Regions from separate parts of the Homo sapiens genome. Here region 1 is linked to region 2. Evidence: read pairs that join two places in POLR2A ChIA-PET (ENCODE). Cell type or tissue: Panc1. All regions are shown on one strand.

The links. ChIA-PET counts read pairs that join two places held together with the same protein. Peaks named below come from ENCODE experiments on the same cell type or tissue, not always from the same donor. Only the 100,000 strongest peaks of a DNase experiment are listed, where the experiment ranks them.
Region 1: POLR2A ChIA-PET joins it to region 2 with 8 read pairs; 8 of 35 experiments call an interaction of 5 or more read pairs at or near these places.

Annotation. Positions count from the first base shown.
Region 1 is chr1:31,750,971-31,755,970 of GRCh38, forward strand. The region is part of intron 4 of ADGRB2 (adhesion G protein-coupled receptor B2); the gene reads right to left. Among named protein-coding and RNA genes, the nearest start is that of MIR4254, 5.3 kb to the right of the region's middle. RefSeq lists enhancers at 103-182, 2,208-2,822, 2,823-3,436, 3,803-4,409. In Panc1, no CTCF peak of the experiment used is centred here; no DNase peak of the experiment used is centred here.
Region 2 is chr1:31,930,865-31,935,864 of GRCh38, forward strand. All of the region lies in intron 1 of PTP4A2 (protein tyrosine phosphatase 4A2), which reads right to left. Among named protein-coding and RNA genes, the nearest start is that of PTP4A2, 5.0 kb to the right of the region's middle. RefSeq lists an enhancer at 1,988-2,047. In Panc1, no CTCF peak of the experiment used is centred here; no DNase peak of the experiment used is centred here; H3K4me3 peaks cover 4,049 bases; H3K27ac peaks cover 5,000 bases.

The DNA.
Region 1 (5,000 bases), 180 kb before region 2:
GGCCAGAAGCTCCTCGAGAGCAGGGATCGTGTCTGACTCAGCCTGCTTCCCCCAAGACGCCCAGTTTCTTGCTGCCATAAAGCCCTTGGCCAAGAGGATGAGGCCCCAGTGTCCTGGGATGGCAGTCAAAGCCCTGGCCCCGTCTCCCTCCACCAGGGCTACCATCCAGCAGCTCCAGTCTCTTTATAGCTCCTACCCCCGGCGTGGTTCACACCTCCACGCCCTTGCACAGGCTGTTTCCTCTACCTCGAAAGCCCTTCCTCCTGAGAGCTTCCCCAAAGCATGGGGCGGAAGATGACTTGGGGCGGCTCACAAATGTGCCATTAAATGACACTGGATCCTGGACTGAGGATGTCAGGCTCTCCCAGGTCTCTTCATCAGTTTGTATGGGATAGTCTGGTTTGTGCCTGTTGTCCTGATGTAATTGATGGTACCCACCTCTTCCCTTTCATAACCTCAGATGTGTCACAGTTTAGATGATAAATTACATGGTCACTTTAATCCTTCCAACTGCATGAGAGATAAAGCCTGTGCAGTTCCAGACTTTAACACATCCCCAATGTGTGCTAATTCCTCTCTCTAACAAATGGAGAGGTAGGAAAAGCATCTAGCTAGAAGTTAATAACGGCGCTTTGTTTTCACTGTGGTTGTTTCTTTGGTTATCTTCTATTTCAGATAAATGATACTCTTTCCATTTAGGATATGAAACTTATTTTTAATATATTAAATTTTAAAAATGATACAATTGAAAGAGAAATTTCACAGGCTAGTGAATTCCTATTCACTCCTTAAAACTCAACTCCAAATCACCTTCTTTAGAGCACCTTCCTCCCCTTTGTGGTTTAATCCCTTACTCTTCCTCTTCCTTTGACATCTGGCAGGGTCACAGTCGTACCTATTACACTAAATTATGATGACCCAGCTACTACTTTGTTAGGCATCTACCATGTGCCAGGCACTGGGCACTTACTCTCATCCTCTCACTGAACCCTCCCCACAGCTCTGTGGAATAGCTCTCACTACCCCCGCTTTACAGGTGATGAAGTGGGAGTGAAGGAACTTATCAACAGTCACTCAGCTAGTCAGTGGTAAGGTCCAAAACTGAACCCGGACTGGGCGACTTCAGTCTGTGGCCTTGACCACCACTGTCCTAGTTAGTGCTCTCCCTCCCCCACCGGTGGGCAGACAGTGTGCCTAGCTCACCTCCTACTCATTCAGAGCCAGCCCTAGGCCTGGCACAAACTCTACTCTGATAAAGACATGAAGATGTGTGTGAGGGATTGGCTGGAACTCAGTCCCTGCTGAGATGTCTGGGGATGTCTGGGCCCCGCTCCCCACCCTATGGTAGAGCACACAGAGCCCCACCAGCACAGATCTGGGCTGGAAGGACCTTCCAGGAAATACCACCACCGTGTGTGCTGGGTCTCCCCGCCCCCACCCTGCCTCCTCACTGCCTGGGCCCCCAACAGGCAGGGAAGGCCCCCACTTCCTGCTGCCAGACCAGGATGGCCGAGAGAGCAGCAGGGTCTGAGCGCTGGGAGGGAAACGCCAATCTTAGGACAGGGCTGGGCAAATCAGAGGCAGCTTCCTAGAGGGGACAGGGCTTGAGCAGTGCTTAGAAGGATGCAGGAGTTCTGGATAACCAAGGGCAAACACCATTCGAGGAGCCTCAGTTGAAAGGGTGGGGGAGAATTCGAAAGAAGGCTCAAAAGCAGGTGGTAGCTAGGTCCCGGGTGGGGCTTGGACACCAGGCTGAGGAGTTTCAGTAGCACTGGGGATTTGCTGGGGGCTCGATCAGGGGGTGACACACAGATAACTGGGGGTTCTGAGGCCCCAAGATGGGCAGCACCTTGTCCAAGTCACAGAGCAGCAGTGGCAGGTGGGGTTTTGAGCCCACTCTTGCCTCCCAGGAGACCCCAGGTTCACCTGGTGGCCACACCTCAAGGATGGAGCCTGATGATGGGGAGGGTGAGCCTGCAGCAAGCAGCCAGGGGCAGGCCAGTGCCCACAGGGGAGGTAGGGATTGTGGCCAAGGAGAGAGGCGTGCATGAGGCGGGGTTCTTTCTCCCAAGTATCACTGGGCACAGCCATTCCCACTGCCCAGTGCCTCCTCAGGATTAGAGGGTCAGTGGGCAGGAACTGCAGGCTGGCACTGGCCATCAGGAGCTGAGCCCTGCAGCTGGCACTAACTCTGCGGCCCGCCTTCCAGCCCTGACCTCAGCCAGCCTCCGTGCCAGTCCTCCACCAAGCTCCTTCCTGCCTGCCTTTCTTTTCTTCCTTTTCCCCCACTTAACAGATTGCGGCAGCAAGATGGCACAAATTTATGGCTCAACTCACCAAAAATAACAAGAGATCTATCAAAGGCAGTTTGCGTGAAATTAACAGGCGCCTGTACCCTCTTGTCAAACTCACTCGGCTCTGAGGCGTCCCAGGCACTCCGCCAGTCACTGCCCACCAGCCCCCAGCCCAGTGCTCTTCCGGTACCAGCCCAAGCCCACCCTGCTAGGCCTCACTGTGGATCTTCCTCGGGGGTGTCCCAGAGAAGATGAACACAGCTTCCCTGCCCTGGTGCCTGGGAGAGGGGCCAGGACAAGGGTCTCACCCTTCCTGCTCACTACCATCCCCACGAATCTTGCTCTCAGTCTGGCAGCTGCAGGTGCCAGTCCATTCTCCTGCAGCCCAGTGGGGAGGAGACAAGGGGAGGAATGGAGGGGGCCAAAGGCTCGGCAAAGGTGGTGCTGCCACAAGGCACAGACGGTGCCACGGACCCTCAGACATGCCCTGACATGTGGAACAAACAGTCATGTGCCCGCTATGTCTCACACCAGAAAGGTTGGGCAGGAGGGAGGGGATGGCAGAATAGAAGAGCTTCCTGCCTGCCAAGGGAGGGGAAGGGGCTGTGCCAGCCCAGCTCTGGGCACCAGTGTGCCATGTGAGCCCACTTATGACAGCTGATGCCACATCATCCCATGCCAACTCCCTACAGGGGCCCTCCCTAAAAAGCAACCCCAAGGAAACATGCCAAGTAGGACAAGGGGCAAGAGCAGAGGTCAGGCTTGGGAACAGCTGGGAGCCCCAGCTCAGGGCTCCCTGCTCAGAGAGACACCTGGCCTCATGCCCAGGAATAATCAGGCATCCAGTCTCCACCCATCTCTAGCCCCAGAGGCCTCTGCAGAGGCTCTGATGATGGTGCCTTTCCCATCACCGGCCCTCTCTGATCCCCAAAGACACCCCAGCTACCAACCAACTCCTGCTTCCGGCTTCAACCAAGCCCAGCTGGCTGCTCCTGGCTCTGTGCTCCACATGGCAGCCCGCCCAGATGGTGCCCGCCCATGAGGGCAGAGCCTTGCTCCGTCCACTGCAGATCACTGGACCGATGGACCGCAGGGAAAGCCAGACAAAAGAACCCGCCTGCAGCTGAGCACGATGGGGGAGACCCCCACAGAGTGACAGGCAGTGGTGGCCATGCAGGAAGAGCCATAAGCCTCCTGATATACGCCTGGCGTTCTCCGCCGATGTTCAACAAAGAAGCAAAATTCAATTTCTTCCTACAGGCACTAAATCCCAGGCCAGCCTCCAGGGCCTGTAACCTACCCGCGGCCCGGCTGTCACTCGGACGGCTTCATTGACCGCCGTTAGAGGCCAAGCTAGCCTGGGAGAGAGGCCACAGCAAAGCCACCGGGCACTTGCCGTGGATGGGCACGATGTCAGATGTCTCATTGGAGAAGCCAAGAAGGCCCCCATCGAAAGTACTGGGTTAGGCTACTTTCAAGATAACTACCCCCTCTAATTAATTCAGGGATACCTCCCCATTCTACAAAGAAACCACTGCCCACCAAAAATAAAGGGATCAACTCAAGGTAACAGTCAAAGGTAGAGGCCAACTCCAGGGCTCTAGCCAGCAGAGCAGGGCTGGGGACAGGCCGCTCTCCTCCAGCACTCCTAGCAGCCCTCACATGATACCCTGTCTCCTTGTAAACACTCTCCCAGTGAAATCCAGATGCCCTTTCCATCCTCTATCCCTGCATCCTTGATCCTCATGAGGATAAGCCAGCACCTGTATCCCAAATGGGGAAACTGAGGCCCAGAGAGAGGAGAGGCCTCCCTGTCGGTACCAGAGCTGCAGACCAGACCCCAGACCTGCCTCCTTCCCATCCCCATGTCATCAGTCCCTGTTCCCTCCAGGTCTCCTGGTCAGTCCCCGGCCCAGCACTGTTCAGCGGGCACACAGGATCCAGCTGAGGCCCTCAGGGCCTTGAAGCTGCAGGAAGCAGGGTCTGTAGAAGGCAGCCGTGGCTGAGGGAGCTGGGGTGGGAGCGGGAGCAGGCAGGACTCAAGGGCTCGCAGAGCTTTTGCCCAGTCAGCAGGAAGCTCTAGCAGCTGGCGGCCTCGGTCCCAGAAGACATGGGTCCTGAGGGGGAAGACGGGACACTGGGAGCTGAGCCAGCCCAGCCCTCCAAGGCAGCCTGGAAGCTCAGGCCTCTTCACCCAGGGACACTCTTCCTTGCCTCTCTCTGCCCTGACCCCGGGGCAACTGCCAAAACTCACTGACCTGTGTGGACAGGAATGCATCCCTGCTCCCTGCCTACTCCAGCCTCCAGGCAAACTTGTCAACTTGCAGCGCCAGGGCCTGCCACGATCATTCCCAGCCTTGGGCCTTTGTGCACCCTTCTTGCTCTGCCTAGAATGCCCTCATCTCACTTCTGCTTGTCCTTCAGGTCTCTGTTCCTGTATTACTTCCTTCAGGGAGCCTCCCCTGGCTGCCCAGTTAGGAGGTCCCTCCCTGGGTTTATATATCACCCTGCATTATCTGATCTGTGCCCCCATTCATCTAGCCAGTCTGCAAACTCTTCAAGAGTGAGGTCTCACTGCCATGCATTTTGGTGACCGCAACATTTGGACAAGGCTCAGCAGAGGGGTGACATCAGTGAACAGCTACATGCATGGCCGAGGATCTGCCAGGATGGACACCAGGGACACTGTCAGCCCCTGCAGACCCC
Region 2 (5,000 bases):
TATTAACGTGAAATAAAAATGGTGAAATAACTCTATAATGCCATGTCAAGAAGTTATTCTTTACTCACTAGCTCAGCTCAACATGGATTCACCTTCCTTTTCTTCCCAATTAAAGAATGCAAAATTCAATCTTTCTCGTCCTCTTCCTCCAAATGTTTACTGAGATAAGGGACAATATGTCACCTCCCAATTATACCAAAATGCAGCACAGCCAATCTTCAAACAAGCATTTGCAGAGACGTGTGCACATCATACAAACACTATCCAGGATCAAGCTCCTAGAAGAATCAACGTGGGTGAAAAATGCTTGATTGGTATTAAGTTTTCATATTACCACCACAAATTTTAAAGATACAAAGTAAGCGTGAGAAGAATGGAGTAGGATTAAGACTTCTGAAGAAAGGTAAAACTTTTATAATAGAAAACTGGTAGAAACAGTGAAGGAACCATGGTAGTGTGACTTGAGAAAGGTGCTTAGTCTTTGGTTAGATAACTCTGGAGAAGCCTTGACCGGGCTGAGAATTTCAGACCAATTCAAATGCAATAAAAGCTCTTAGGAATTTCAAAGCAGAGTAGTGGTAAGAGAGCAACTCTTTGCTCACTGAGAAAAAGAGCAAATATTGCCATATTTATGGGCCTCCCCTGATCTACTGAGCAAGCAGCTCCGTAATTACCAAAAAGCTTAACAAAAATTTTCTTTCAACTTACTAAATCATAGTCAACAGATAACGAGTTTAACTAAATTCTACCTGTTGATGACCTCCAAATGAAGATCCAATCTAAGAAAACAATTGAGAATATAGCCTGTGACTTATATTTAAAGTACTTTTCACCCAGAAAGACCCAATTTGCATAATTTAAACTAATCACCAAAGGAAACTTGTTTGTAACCACACATGTGGAATGAAAATAATGTCACTAGAATCTATTGTTTCTCCATCATATCCTTCTCTATTTGCTGACAAATCCTGCTGGTGACTCATATCCTTCTGCACTAACCAGTCACTCCATCCCCTAATGAAAGGCTTTTCACCAATAATGGAAAATACAATACACAACAATTTGTTCTGCTACTAAAAACAACAAATATCAACATTTGTATATAAATCCAATTTACAAATACTGTGGTGATACAACCTAGTGAATGTTTCCTGTAAAACGGTGGGGAAAATAAAAAGTTGGTCAAATTTAAACAAAAACTAAAGGACAACTGGAAGAAAACAGACCTGATTGTGAATTTGAATTCCTGTCAAACAATACATTAGTTAACAGCCAACATATCTGGCCACTGCAGAAATAAAAATATAAAGTAATTTATCTGATCTGCTAAAACAAATATATCATGTGTACATTTTATGCCAAAAGAATTAATGTCTTGAGAAGACTAAAAGTTCAAATAAAAAATACTATGAGAGGAATTAAATGCACCACTTCTCTAAAGGTAAAGACTGTTCTAAATGTTCAAAATATTTTTTCAAACCAGGCTCAACTAGCAAAGAAAGGGTCACAAAAAAGCCTAATCTTAAAATTCTCAAGAATTTAAAAAGCCAACATTGTGTAAGGTAAATTTATATTCAAATGATGAAATTTAGTTTAGGCCACTTAAAATGAAGTGGATGCTGTGTTAACATAACCTGTGGGCAAGAAAATCAGTATAGGCAAACAAAAACCGTCTACATTCAAGTCACATAAAAAATATCTGTATAATCTGTCAACTCCTCACAGTCATTTTTCTGGGAAAGATTTCTGTGTCCTGTAAATCTACACTGACTGAACAAACAGTGCAGGAAACGAGTCATTCTCTCACCTAAGTCCTGGTAACTCCACAATGGGGAACTGTGGAAAGCAGACAGCTAGTATTGCTGTGCAGCTTCTTTCATGGAGGTGCTAGGGTAGTGACAGTTTCTGGTTGAGCCTAGACCTCTACCACTCCAAAGAGCAAAAAGATTTTCACACAATATGCACTTCAGCTCTACACTAAGCAACCTAAAAGGCTTCAAGTGCCAAGACAGTGGCCAGGGAGTCAAGGGAGCCCATAGAATGAGGTTCAGCCAATAAAACAAAGGATAATGAGAGAAAGCTAACTGACACCTCTATACGTAGTTAATAGTTCAAAAGATGAAAATGGTGAAAAGATTTTTTCTTTTTTTTTTTTGAGACAGGGTCTCCCTCTGTCTCCCAGGCTAGACTGCAGTGGCATAGTCTCGGCTCACTTCAGCCTTGACCTCCCAGGCTCCAGTGATCCTTCCACTTCAGCCTCCTGAGTAGCTGGAACTACAGGTTCATACCACTATGCCTGGCTAGTTTTTGTATTTTTTGTAGAGATGTTGTCTCTATGTTGCCCAGGCTGGTCTCGAACTCCTGGCCTCAAGTGATCCTCCCGTGTCTGCCTCCCAGAATGAGCCACTGTGCCTAGCCAAGACTTTTCTAATATTTCACAGATTAAGAGACTCAAATCACCATCTCCCAAAGTAATTATAACTGGTGGTATCCACTGTTCAACAGAGATTTAAGTACTTTAAGCCCCTAAAAGGAAAAAAAAAATTATTCACTGCTATCTATTTATTGATAATCTTTAACTTAGATTCTAAAACCTGGGATTTAATAATCAAATCCCAGTACTTTGGGAGGCTGAGGCCAGCAACTCAACGCCTGAGCTCAGGGGTTCGGGACCAGCCTGGGCAACATAGCGAAACCCTGTCTCTACTAAAAATACAAAAATTAGCTGGGCGTGGTGGCGCACGCCTATAATACCAGCTGAGGCAGGACAATCGCTTAAACCTAGGAGGTGGAGGCTGCAGTGAGCTGAGGTTGCACCACTGCACTCCAGCCTGGGCAACAGAGTAAGACTCTGTCTGGAAGAAAACAAAATAAAACAAAACCCAACAACAATCAATCTATAAATAAATTTCCTTATCTGTAAAGCTAAAAGAATACTACTTACAGGATTATTGAGTTTCAAATGAGACAATACATGATTTGGCGTAAGAAAGGAATGTGGAAACCTAAACCCTGAAAGGGTAATATTGAACTTTACCAGTACCCCAAGATCTCTACCATCACCCTATTCGATAAACATAACTAAGTCCACCATGTTAAAACTATGGATCCTGGGCCGCGCGGTGGCTCATGCCTGTAATCCCTGCACTTTGGGAGGCCGAGGCAGGTAGATCACCTGAAGTCAGGAGTTCAAGACCAGCCTGGCCAACATTATGAAACCTCATCTCCACTAAAAACACAAAAAATTAGCTGGGCGTGGTGGCGTGTGCCGGTAATCCAGCTACTCAGGAGGCTGAGGCAGGAGAATCGCTTGAACCCAGGAGGCGCAGGCTGCAGTGAGCCAAGATTGCACCACTGCACTCCAGCCTGGGCAACAAGGGCAAAACTCCGTCTTAAAAAAAACCAAAACAAACAAAAAAGACTATGGATCCTGATTCTTAAGCAAAATTTTAAAGATCCCATCTTCTATTCAACAAATATAGTTGATGGAATAGCACCCAAATAAATCAACCAAACTTAGTTTCACAAAAACTTAAGCTTCATTCTTCCAAGACCAAGAGCAACAGCTAAAAATGTATGCACCTGCTCCTCTCCATCTTATTTGTAAATACATTCGTTTTCTAGGCTTCAGTGGTTACCAACCCCCACATTACAACAAAAAGGAAAAAGTATAGTCAAATCCTGTAAAATAAATCCCTACTAAATTTCAACTTTGTGTCTGAAAATTGTAAAGTGTTCCTTAATTACTGCATAAGGAAATACTACCTTTATAGGACAAAATGAATAAAAAGTTAATTCTAAAGAAAAATAAATCCAATTTACCTTGTTTGAAACTTTTTTCAAGTCAACTATATATGGGGCTCTCATACTGTTTTTTAAAGCTATACACAAAAGTATTCAAACATTTACTCTTCCTAGTGCTACAAAGTTCAATGATGTTGTAAATGGTTTCTGCCTATAAATTTGGTTCGTTCAAATTAAATTTTACTTGACTGACTCACAGAGGGAGTGGCCTGACTTTTGCTGTTCTGAGTCAGAAAATACCCCGTTCAGCAGTTCAAAACTATTTTTCATCTATAAAGGTGTTCTAAAATGCCAGCCTTTTCCAGCTACAAAATCTGTTGCCTTAGTAGAAAGATCTTAGTGGTAATAATACTTTGAATCTGTAGTTCAATTTATAATTAACAAAGTGCTTTCACGTGTATTTTCTCACTTCTTCTGATTTAAGTGTCCCACACAGCTCAACAGAGAAACTTTGATACAGTGGTAAGTTCTAGTTCACTCTTGGCCCCAATAAATATACTCTCCTCTTTTTCCAAAAAATAAAAAACATAAGACGCTGCTGCATTTCTTTAATCAGACTTCCCTCACGCAGACATATCCCAGGTGCCTCATAAAAACTGTCTCAAAGCACACACCCCGGGGCCCCAAGAGAGTTTCAAGGCATAATCTCCTCCCACATAAAAGCCTAGCTTAGGCCCCAAAGAGCCTCCAGTCAGCATCTCCTAAATGATCCCCTTGCCTCCAGCCTTCTCCATTAGTTTCAACAGCTCTCCTAAGTACTAGCTGCTAGGCCATCACGTTGATGAGAAACCTCAATATAAGAGGAGCTACTGAGAGAGTAGTATGACGTATTGGAAAAATCAAGGGCTTTAGAGTCAAAGACCTGGATTTTTAATCCAGCACTAATTATTATCTGTATGACCTGGGACAAGTTACTTAACCTTTTGAGTTTCTGTATCTCTTCTTCTCACCACTGTAAATCCATGGGAGCTCATCGCTGTATCCCTAGTGCCTGGCAAATAGAAGTGATTCAAAATAAGCTAAATGGATGCAAATGAAGATACCACCTTTCTTGTAGTTGTGAGAATTAAATGAATATAAAAAGCACCTGTAGCACAGGAGGAAATTAATACTAATCAATTCCTTCCCTCACTGAATAGTAACAATACTATTTACTATTTCTTTCTTCTTATTTTTTTTGAGAGAGGGTCTCACTG